Regions from separate parts of the Homo sapiens genome. Here region 2 is linked to region 1. The links are chromatin contacts, found by Hi-C or POLR2A ChIA-PET in ENCODE. All regions are on one chromosome and are shown on one strand. Each heading gives the region's core, a stretch centred on a gene start or an enhancer-like site at or near the end of the contact. The rest is flanking DNA. Distances are from core to core; before and after follow the strand shown.

Region 1 (5,563 bases), core at 974-3,473:
AATTGTGTGCCTACTATGTGCCGGACACTGTTCTAGTCACTGGGGATTCAGCAGTGAACAAAACAAAGCCTCTGTGCTCCTGGACCTAACATTCTGGGGAAAGGGTAAATGCAGGTAGTAAAGTACATCATGGTCAAGATGGTGATAATCTATGGAGACAGATCACACTGGGAGTGGAGTAGGGAGGGATTAGTGGAGTGTTCTGTGAACACTCAAGGAAATCAGTTCATATGGACATGTGTGGAAGGAGCAATTTGGGAAGTAGGGACACGCAGTGTAGATGCTGAGCAAGAAGCCAGGATGGCTGCAGTTGGGGGTGGCAGAGAGGAGATGAGATAAAGACTGGGTTGGCAAATGATGTAGGATTCTCTGACTTCAGAACCTGGGCTCTTGAAAGGAACATGGGATGAAGATGCAGTATGAGCACTGGGGTGCATTCTAAGTTGTCATAAGGTTGGCAAACGAAAAAGACTGTGAGCTTTTGCTCTTGAGAAAGGTTCCAGTAAGATCCAAAGAAAGAATCTTCGCAAAGGGGTGGAGGCTTCGCCAAGGCCCCCAGACCTCTACTTCATCTGAAGCTTCAGGGTGGGTCACCTGAGGATGCCTCTTTTAGGGAAGTGACTTCAAATCAGCTTGGGATTGGAGGAGACTCTCTGGGAGATAATCTGGCCCAGAGCTGCAATACTGAGGACAATTTCATCAGCATTGACAGTGCATCTGAGGAGAGGCTGGTCACAGCAAACAAACCATCACCCAGGACAACAGGAGTGAAGGCAGAGAGCAAGTCTGCACAGTAAGATTAGCTTGTACAAAAACACTGCTCAACCAACTCAGCTCTGCTCACTGCACTCATCAGAATATGAATGCCACAGCCCATGTTGGAGTCAGTTGCAAAACTCATCTGCAGTTAGACATCCTAAGACTCAACCCATACCACTGACTGATATGGAAACTGAGGCCCAGCAAGGGAAACTAATGAACATCCCATCAAACACCAAGGGAGGGGCTGAACCAGGATGGAAACTTAGCTCTGGCCAAACCATCATTCTAGACAGTTATTCCTAGAGTTAAAAAAAAGAAGAAATTTCACAGAATTCCCAGGTTTGCAGAAAAGCCACTGATTGAGCTGCTGTGTTTGTGTCCATGCAAGCAACTGCAGCCACCTCTACAATTCAGTTTAGTGACTTTATTTATTTATTTATTTAGGCAACCTGGCCATTCAACATCTGCCTCTTGGAGGGCCCTGTGGAAAACTGTGTGGCCATAATGTGAGCCACTCCCAAGAGAAAGGTTCTTAGTCAGCAAAGGTGGTCACGCTAGTTGGAAGAGTCAAAAGGAATTAAACTCCTGTCCCATGATCTTTAGATCTAACAGAGGCACTGGTTCCCTCTTTCAAAGCTTTTTGTAGGAAGGCCTGTCATTTGTGAGGCTCTCTGGCTTCAGGCTTCTGCCTATCTTCTGCGAGGCACTGAATCCCAAAAGAAGTGGAAAGTGGTTGGTCGGGGACAGTGGTGTGCTGGTAGACCCGCTCTCTGGGGGATGGTAAAGGAAAGCCTTGGTTTCCTGCATTTGCCCGATATCTGTGGTGCAAATACTTTCCCCATGGTGGCTTTCAAGCTACCAAGGATTCACAACCGGCTCACAGAATTCCTGAAAATTTAACAATCCACTCTCATGCGCCTGCTGCAGCCATTTCCAGCCCACCTCTGTAGCTCTCTAAACAGCAGGGCCTCATGGATGAGACTAGAGAGGGGAGATGTAGCTGGCTCTGTTTAATTCTGTGAGGTCAAACCACACCTGGGAGGGTGTGTCTGGTTTCAAAGCCTACATTGTAAGAGGAACATAGGCACACTGAAAATTGTTTGATTTGGGCAAGAAGCAATTTCGTCTGAAAAGCCCACCGGGAGACCTATTGCTGGAATGAGAATCCAGGGGAAGAAAAACACAGGGTATCCTGGCCATTGTTTCCAAATCTCTGTGGGGCTGTAAGGTACTTTTCCTGAGGCGTGGAATCTGAACAAATGGGTTGGGGAGGCGTCTAGAACCGGGATGCTGATTTCAGCTCAACCTAGGACTTTTCCGATAAAGCCACCCAGAGAAAGGCAGAGCTGCCTGGCACCATGAGGAATGCCATCACTAAAAGAATAGCATAAAGAACATAGGGCACCCACTAGGTGGGGCTGTGACCGTGGGGACTCCAGGGGCCCCTTCTAGTTCCTGGGGTCTGATCCTGCAATGGACTCTTCTTCCTTTTCCTAGGTAGCCAGTTTTATCTTCTCACTTTCCACTCCCCTTTTCTCTTTCTCCTCTTTCCTGGGCTCTTTTTCTTAGCTGCCTTTAGCCTCTTTACTGGGTTGATCTTCCTTCTGGGACATTGACCTCTAGAGCTTCCTGCACAGAGCGGACTCAGCCCCTTCTCTTTCTCAGGACCCACTTACACCCCCGGGGGAGAGAGCAGGGGCCCTCCTTGTCTTATTTTTCCTTGCTTTCTCTTCTCTCTTCCAACATTCTCAGCTCCACATTTGTGATTGAAGAAGGGCAAATAAACAAATTGAAACTGAAACTGAGCATTGGCCATAAAGTGAGGACATCTGGGAGGCTTGTAAGGAAATTTACATGCTTGCCTGGTTTCAGGTTGCATATTTTGTGTTGCCTGGTAACAAGCCCAGCGTTCCCTTTCATGCTTTATTCTCCTCCTATCCCCTGTTTATAGTGTAATTACCACTGTGACATCATAATCCCTCATTGAACAGCTGTCAGGGGGGCCCAACTGCTGAGTAAACAGGGCTTTATAATCTCTCCTCCCATGGGCTGGTTTACTAAATAGATCAATATTTGGTTTGTAGGCACAGAGATTAGGAGGTGGAAATGTCTTTTGAAAAAGCCCAATCTCTTCCCAGGGCCCTGAGTGCACCTGAGAATGCTGAAAAGAAAAGCCAAGTTCACGGACAAAAAAAGAATCACCCAAGCTGCTTTCACCTGCCTGCGATTTCCCAGGAAGCCAGTTTGTCTTTAAGAAGTGAGACCCATTTGAGAATGAGTAATGTCTTAGGCTCTTTAGTCTAATGCTTAGAGAATTCCACTTTCTTCTTTCGCTCGGCCTCCCCCTGAGCTCCCCTTTCTCTGTCCCCAACTCCATTTTATTTAATCTTTCTAAATGGATATTGTAGCCTCAGGGACTAAAAGAATGACACATGGATAAACAGGAACTAAGCTCCTAAGCTTTTCCCCTACCTGCCATCTTCCTCACCACGCATGAGGATTAGAAGCATCACAAAGAAAGCAGTCTCGGAAGTTTGTCAAATAGAGATTTCTGGGTGATGGTTTGGGAAAGGATGATTTAGATCGTGCCTCTCCTGGGTCGGGAAAGTGACTGAAACACATAACAGCAGAGAACTTGAAGTGCTGGTTTGAGCTTCAGGAGATGTGAGTTCTAGCCCCAGTGCTGCCTGTGATTTTCTCTGTGACCTGGGACAAGTCCCTTGTGGATACGACAGGATATGCGGGCTACAGGGATCTCTGAGGCTTCTCCCAGGTAGGCAAAGTGGAGTGTCAGACTAAGCTGGGCTCAAAAGTTTGTCCTGACACTAGTTAACAGCAAAGTCTTCAAATCACAGGCAACTCTTAAGAGTTGCACTTGCTTCGCTGTAAAAAACGGGAGAATTAATGAATCACTGTGAAGACTAAATGAGATAATGGATGGGGCACACCTCACTGGGTGTGTGATACTTGGTAGGTGTCTTTTTAAAGCATAATTCCTATAAAAACCAAAACTATGGTTTAAAAAAAGGCTTGGAGGTAAAAATTAGAAGGAAAGGAAAGTAAAAGAATAATAACAATCAACACCAGTGTAAGCCATTCACAAGACACAAAGTCCCTTTCACGTATATGATCTTAGGTAATCTGGGCAACAACCTTGAAGAAGAGAAAAGCACCACATTTATTGATCTCTTTGAGTGGGCCATTCACTGTCCTAGTTTTTCACAATCATCTTGGTGGGTAATTTTCCTATTTTGAAGGCCAGGGTCCAAGATTACCCAACTGGTGAGTGTTGGAGCCAGCTCGGGTGATTTTGGTTTGAAACCTCTAAATCCCATGACACAGAAGTGGCAGGATCAATGTGGAAAGCAAGGCAGCAAAATGATGAGGTACTAAAAACTAATGACCTAGATGAAGGAAAGAAATATTTACACAACATCATATGCTTCTTTCACAGTTGTCATGCAACATCATAGTACTTTGCTGATTCAGTCATTTCACAGAGTAATTAGCGTCTGTCTCTGAAAAATAAAATACTGCAATTGGCTGCCGTCTCTAGGACTTTGTGACTTCCTTTGGACAGGTGGTTGCAAAAAGCCTACACCTTTAAAAGTGCCCCCTGAAAGTTAATGAATCACTGTGAAGACTAAATGAGATAATGGATGTGACACAACTCTCTGGGTACCCAGAATGGAGGAGATGGTAGGCCATGGCAGATGGTAGGGGAGAAGCTGGCTTCAGACAATCTACAGAAACCCAGTTTCCTGATTTTTCTGTGCAAGGAATAGCACAGGCATCTGATAATTCCACTATTCTCTCTGGCTGGTGGCCTTCTCTTTGAAAGACTGCATGGTTTCAGTTCAGTTTCATATAGATCTGTGTGTAGATCTGTACAGTGATAACATTCCTTTGTGCTAAGTCAGTCCAAGATAACTAACCTGTTTCCAAGATCTAATTTTGTATGTGGGAATCTTGCCTTGCCCTGATTTCCAGACCCATAGGCAGGCTTGCAGGCTGTAGCTGGGGAAGACCCCACGCTTATTCTGGTGCCCTGAGCAAGACCTCCTGCTCCACTATTAGGCAGAAGCACCTGTTCTGCCACAGGAGGTGCTGTCTTTTGCTGGCAGAGCTCAGTTTCCCTTAAGGGGAAGTTCCTTAGGATTTAAGGCCTCATGACTATCTCAAAACCCATGTTTGTTTGCCAATAAAGAAAATAAATAAACTGTACTAAGGGCTCCTTCCTATATCAGCCTCTGAATTATATGCTATTTTTCTTTAAAGCTACAGCCCTCTGGGGACTACCCATAAATTAGTAGTTCTCAAACTGTAGTGTGCATCAGAACCACCTGGAGGGTGGTGTGTTAGAACACAGGTTTCTCTGCATCCTGAGAGTTTCCTAAGTTCCAGAACTTAGTAGTTCTGGAGTGGAGCCTGAGAATGTGCATTTCTGACCAGTTCCCAGGTAATGCTAATGTGGCTGCTCAGGTGACCACACTTAGAGAAACACTTGCCTAAACCATCCACCGCAACTTGAGTTTGCAGAGCTGCTGGTGGCTTTCTTTTGGAACTTTCCACATTTTTTTTGTATGTGGTTGGCCATTAGTTTGTTCCCTTTTTCCACCACAGAGTTTTAGGTTCTTTTTCACCACAGAGTTGCTTCTCTTCACAAGCAAGAATGCAAATGAAGCTGCTTTATCTGGTATTATTTTCCACACCCTCTTGTAGCCTATATAATTTCAGTTTGTAGTTTGGAAAAATCCCTAATGTGTTTTCCCCCTCACACCTCTGTATCTTTGGACTTGCT
Region 2 (5,503 bases), core at 956-3,455, 490 kb after region 1:
AATAACAACCTGAAATGGCTGCAACTCTCAGCTGAGTGGCTCCCAACTTTGTCATCGTGGAGGGACCCTGCTGTGACTTCTTTCCTTTGAGCCATACACACTGCAAAAGGATGCAACCAATAACAACAACAAAGATGTTTATTGCGTAATGATCCATTTGTTTTAATTGAGACAATTATATTAATGCCAACCTAACCTTGTGACCAGCATGAGATAACCAATGTTTCTCCACTGGGTTGTGTAATTCCTGCTCAAAGCACAGTAATAAGATAGTTTAGTTCATCTGGGAATATCCATAATAGGGGTTCAATGTAAGATTGCCATCCTTAATTTTATGATACAGAAATTGACTCAGGAGACCTCATTTATATTTCTCAAACTCCTCAAGGTGGCATTCCTAGCTTAGAACCACAGTAACAGCTACTCATCCCACATACCAAAGAGACTTTGGATTTTGTCTTCAGATATTTCATGGTACTACTTTCCTGACTTCTTTTCAATGATGATCTCAGAGTGATAAGGCCTTTGTGATGCTACGTAAGCCAAGTGAAATGAAATATGATTACTTTAATCATACCAATTGTCTTACTCTGTTTGGGCTGCTAACAAAAATCCCATAGATGGGGTTATCAACAACAGAAATTTATTTCTCATAGTTCTGGAAGATGGGAAGTCCAAGATCCGTGTCTGGTGAGGGCCTGCTTCCTGGTTCATAGATAGAGCCTAGCTCTCTGCGACTTCTTTTTTATGGGGACAAATACTGTTCATGGGGGCTCCGTCCTATGACCTAATCACTTCCTAAAGGTCTTATTTCCTAATGCCATCCCTTTGGGGGTAGAATTTTAACATATACATTTGGGGGGCAAGGGAGGACGCAAACATTCAGATCATAGCACCAATATTGGCTTGCATGTGCTGTTGTTGTCCTAGGCAATTTACATGGGTTAATGCAGGCTGTGGAGTCAGATGGTGTGGGTTCAAATCCCACCTCTGATTCTTACTGTAGCATGAGACTTAACAGTTATTGAGTTCTTTGGATGATCCAATGTATATAATCCATGAAAGAATATGACATATGGTTTGGCACATAGATATATTTAAAATAGTCAGCTTCTAATAGTAATTCTACTTTCTTTTTCTTTTCTTTTCTTTTCTTTTCTTTTTTTTTTTTTTTTTTTTGTGGCAGGGTCTCATTCTGTCGCCCAGGCTGAATTGCAGTGTTGCAATCTTGGCTTACTGCAACCTCCACCTCCCAGGTTCAACAGATTCTTCTCCCTCTGCCTCCCCAGGGGCTGAGACTACATGTGTGCACCACCATGCCTGGCTAATTTTTTATATTTTTGGTAGAGACAGGGTTTCACCATGTTGGCCAGGCTGGCTGGTCTCAAACTCCTGACCTCAAGTGATCCACCCACTCAGCCTCCCAAAGTGCTGGGATTACAGGAGTGAACCACTGTGGCCAGCCATAATTCCACTTTCTTCACAACATTCCTTTTAAGAAAGTATCATGATCCCCATTTTATAAAGGAGAAACTGAGGCTCAGAGACTTGCCCAAGATCACACAACAATTGAATGGCAGATCCAGAACTTTTAACCCTAGTTCTTGTTGATGCCAAAGCCTGACCTATTTCCATGAGTCAGTCCTTCAACCTGGCAGATGTGGGGGCTGAATACCCTCAATAAGTGCTTCAATTCTCTTATAAATATTATTTTTGAGAAAAAATAACATTTTAATTATTTTAAAGAATAAAAAATAAATTCTTAGATAGGCCTTTTGCCCTTGTCATCATTTTTTTCCAAGCTCATTTTTTTATGGACCCATTCAACGTTGTCAGTCCTAATTTTGTGACTGTTGCCAATCTTATATCGGGCTTTCATTAGCCAAAGAGAGCCCTGGCCAAGCTGTGTGACTGTGGGCACCTCCTTCCCTCTCAAAGAGACCTCAGTTTCTTCTTCTGCAGAACGGGGGAATGGATGGAGGCTCTCCCAGCTCCTGCAGCCTGACCTGGAAGCTTTTCTCCTGACATCACTCCAGGGCCTTTACCCTTGTGAGCAGCTCAAACGTTTGACTCCTGCCCTGGCTTCCTGAACTATGTCAGAGGGGAAAGGAAAAAAAGACAGAGAGAATCGAACATCTGTTTTCACACCAGGGCTAGGAACTCATTCCTAAAACATTTCTCATACTTGACCAGAAGGGCATTTCGTCACGAGGAACAGGATTCGTCCCTCACTCTCTGGCTGCCTCTGCACTCTGCTGATAAGACAGTAACAAATGTGCTGATGTGCATTTCCAGGAATCGAAGCTTCTCCCTGACCAGGGCCAGCCCTGCTGTGTTCAGAAGCAGGTGCGAGCACCCAGTGCCCAAAAGCCCTTCCCTTCCCAGGCGAGCTGGCCAAGACCCTGTCCTTGGGGCTCTCTTCCTCCTGCTCAGCACCTCTTTCAGGCCCTGTAGACAGGGATTGGTTGGTTGTGCAGTCACCAATCGCACCTCCTTCTTCCTGACTTCCTGGTTCAGATGTGGGAGAAAGCCCGCCCCCCACCCCACTGCCTGGTTCAGCCATGGGAGGAGCTAAACAAACCCTCAGTCCTACCAATCAACGGCTCAGGGCTTTGCCACCCACTCCAGTAGGACCTTGAACAGGTCTCAATGTCTCTGGGCCTCCATGCTAGCTAATCTTCAAAGAACACTGTTTACCAGGCAGTATTCTAGTTACTTTTGATAGGAATCAATTCCTATTTAATCCTCTCAACAACCTTACATCCCATGTGATTAGTTTTTGGGGTTTGTTTGTTTGTTTGTTTTGTTTTTTTGAGACTGTGGAATCTCACTCTGTCACCAGGCTGGAGTGCAGTGGCGCAATCTCGGCTCACTGCAACCTCCGCCTCCCAGGTTCAAGAGACTCTCCCACCTCAACCACCCGAGCACCTGGGATTACAGGCACCTGCCACCACTCCTGGCTAATTTTTTTATATTTTTAGTAGGGATGGGGTTTCACCATGTTGTCCAGGCTGGTCTCGAACTCCTGACCTCAGGTGATCCGCCCACTTCGGCTTCCTAAAGTGCTGGTGAAATTACAGGCATGAGCCACCGTGCCCAGACCCCCACATGATTAGTTTTATTGTTACCCTGTTTTGCAGATGAGGACATAAGCCACAAAGAGCTTATGTAGTTCACCTAAGAACACACACATCCCAGATTTGAACCCGGGCCTTTGGACACTAGGCGTGCTCACGCGCTGTCAGCAGTCCTTGAACATTTGGGTCTTAGGATCCCTTCACAGTCTTTAAAAGTATTGAGGATCCCAAAGAACTTTTGTTTCTGTGGGTTATATCAATCACCATATTAGAAATTAAAACTGTGAAATTTTTAAAGCTCAAGAATACACAAGCACACGTTCCATTTGTTGTCCGAGTACAACATCATCTCACATCAAACAGCCTCCAGAAAATGCCACTCCAAGCTCATGAGAGAATGGGAGTGAAAAAAGCAAATGACATCTTAGTATTGTCACAAAAATAGCTTTGACCTCAAGGACCCCCTGAAAGATTGTTGGGGACTCCTGGGGTCCCCAGACCACACTTTGAAACGTATGCACTACACAACCTCCATGACCTTGCTATGGCGTGTGCCTTGGAGTAACTCCTCTACCTTTCTCACAAGGTATTAATTCAGTCAGTAAATACTAATTGACCACCGACTACATCTCAGGCACAATGCTAGGCACTAGGATGCAGCGGCAATCAACAAATACGTCCCGGCTGCTGTGACACTTCCAGGAAAGTGGAGGAGTCAGATATTAAGCCAAAATAATCACTCCAATTAGTAATTTAAATCTATTAAGATTATTAGAAAAGAGCAGGACACTAGGGGACCATAACTTAAAGACATGACTCTGTTTGAGCAATCAGGAAAAACTTTCTTGAGGAAGTGGCTTATCTCACTGAGGTTTTGCAAACCATAATTGCGCTTTGCAAGAAGAAACTGCTGATGGTCTCCTTCTAATGAGGGTCTGAGATCTGTCATAACCTCCTTTCTTACAGCATTTTCTGTTCTTAAAACTACCCCAGGTAAATCCTTTCAGTCCAAAGACTCTCAACTGGGGACCCTTAGTTATTTTCAACTCATGATCCTTTCCCTCCCATCATTCAGTCCCAACACAGCTGCTCCCAGTGCATATATACAGTGGTAGAAATCGGTGGAAAGGAAGGGAAGAGGCAACGTGGGGGAATGAAAAGACTCTGGCTTTGGCTTGAGTCCTGGTCTCCATCCCTCTCCTTCCTATTCATGGGACCCTGGCCAAGCTGCTGTTCTAGATTCTCAGCATCCTCAGCTGGACTCATGAAGAGCATAGCATCTTCCTCATGTGGTTAGGATGACTAGTAAGTGGGTTGGCATGTATGAAAACACCCTGCAAATGTAAGATACATAAGGAAATGCACAAATATAAAGTGCAGTGCCAGTACAGCAATAATGACAATATTGAATTAGAATCGGACAGTGAGACATACTGGATGAAACAGCTTTATCTGTGTTGTTCTCAGTTACATGTTGAAATCCATGCTTAAAAATAGGTCATGTCAAAGAACAGCTATAATTGAAAATACATGTTCTTTGAAGGAGGCATGGGTTTTTGTTTTTGTTTTTGTTTTTTGTTTTTTGTATTTTTTTTTTGGTCTGTTTTCTGAATGCAGAACCAGAAACGCAAAAAAACAGCTATAATTTTTCCAAGACAAAAGACTTAGTAATTCAGAGCTTTGCTTTATTCATGTTGTTTATCATTCAAAACCAAACCTTCTTGCAAGATCCACTGGGGTGTTTGGTAAAAGGCACATGGAGCTGGGAGTCAGAAGCGCCGGATTCTCATCCCAGCCCAGCCACTGATTCACTCATTGCTTTTGAACAAGTTTCCTCTCTTGTGTGGGCCCCAGTTTTCACATCTATAAGATGGGCAGGGAGGTGGTGGAAGGTTTTAACTATGTTATTATTTCTCAAAGAATGGGCACAAAGCAGTTGCAGAACCCCTATGAGAGAAGACTTTAGGAATCACAGGCTTAAAAGAAAATCACTAGTAAAAAGGGTAACATGTTTTAACTCTCTTTTTATCCTTCGAATTATATGTCAAGGAGAAATTCTCATATCGGAGCTAGCCTGTCTTTAACAGCTTTCTAACATTTGCTTCTTTTCTCTTCAACCGAGAACACTCCTTAGGACAAAGCTTCAGAAGGCAAGAATGTTTAGCTAGAATTTAATATCATTATTTTGCTATCATCGTGCATGCGTTTTGATTGACTTCTGTTTTAGCAAATGACTCTATTTTTTTTATTAGAGTGATATAAAAGCTTCCTTTGTAAATAAATTGTTTAGTTTTAAAAAGTGATTTGTTGTTTTAAATGTAGCAGGTATTACAAGAAACACATAGCTATGGTGGTAATCGTGGCCATACCCCTCAAGTTTTGGAGCTGTGTGCTGATGTCTGAGGTGACTCCCCTCACTGCTGAGG

The links. Hi-C counts contacts between places; a loop is a spot of excess contacts on that map. ChIA-PET counts read pairs that join two places held with the same protein, here RNA polymerase II (POLR2A). Pooled maps may share reads with other maps.
Region 2: a pooled map shows a loop between it and region 1 (2.3-fold over the local background). The contact joins two enhancer-like sites. A Hi-C loop is called at or near these places in 2 of 168 maps with a recorded cell type or tissue (Caco-2 and PC-3) and 2 of 50 pooled maps. POLR2A ChIA-PET finds 5 or more read pairs at or near these places in 1 of 52 experiments (WTC11).

Annotation. Positions count from the first base shown.
Region 1 is chr9:108,269,336-108,274,898 of GRCh38, reverse strand. All of the region lies in intron 4 of LOC105376214 (a long non-coding RNA gene), which reads left to right. LOC105376212 (a long non-coding RNA gene) reads left to right here. Exons shown (of 3, transcript XR_930235.3): 1 at 1-3,535. Among named protein-coding and RNA genes, the nearest start is that of ACTL7B, 580 kb to the left of the region's middle. Within about 2 kb of position 2,223, at least 17 of the 41 ENCODE cell types and tissues checked have a DNase peak (open chromatin) inside an H3K27ac peak, as active enhancers do.
Region 2 is chr9:107,781,417-107,786,919 of GRCh38, reverse strand. All of the region lies in intron 2 of LOC105376208 (a long non-coding RNA gene), which reads right to left. The region is part of intron 2 of LOC105376209 (a long non-coding RNA gene); the gene reads left to right. Among named protein-coding and RNA genes, the nearest start is that of KLF4, 290 kb to the right of the region's middle. RefSeq lists a cis regulatory region at 2,246-2,263 and enhancers at 2,182-2,326, 2,005-2,504. Within about 2 kb of position 2,205, at least 8 of the 41 ENCODE cell types and tissues checked have a DNase peak (open chromatin) inside an H3K27ac peak, as active enhancers do.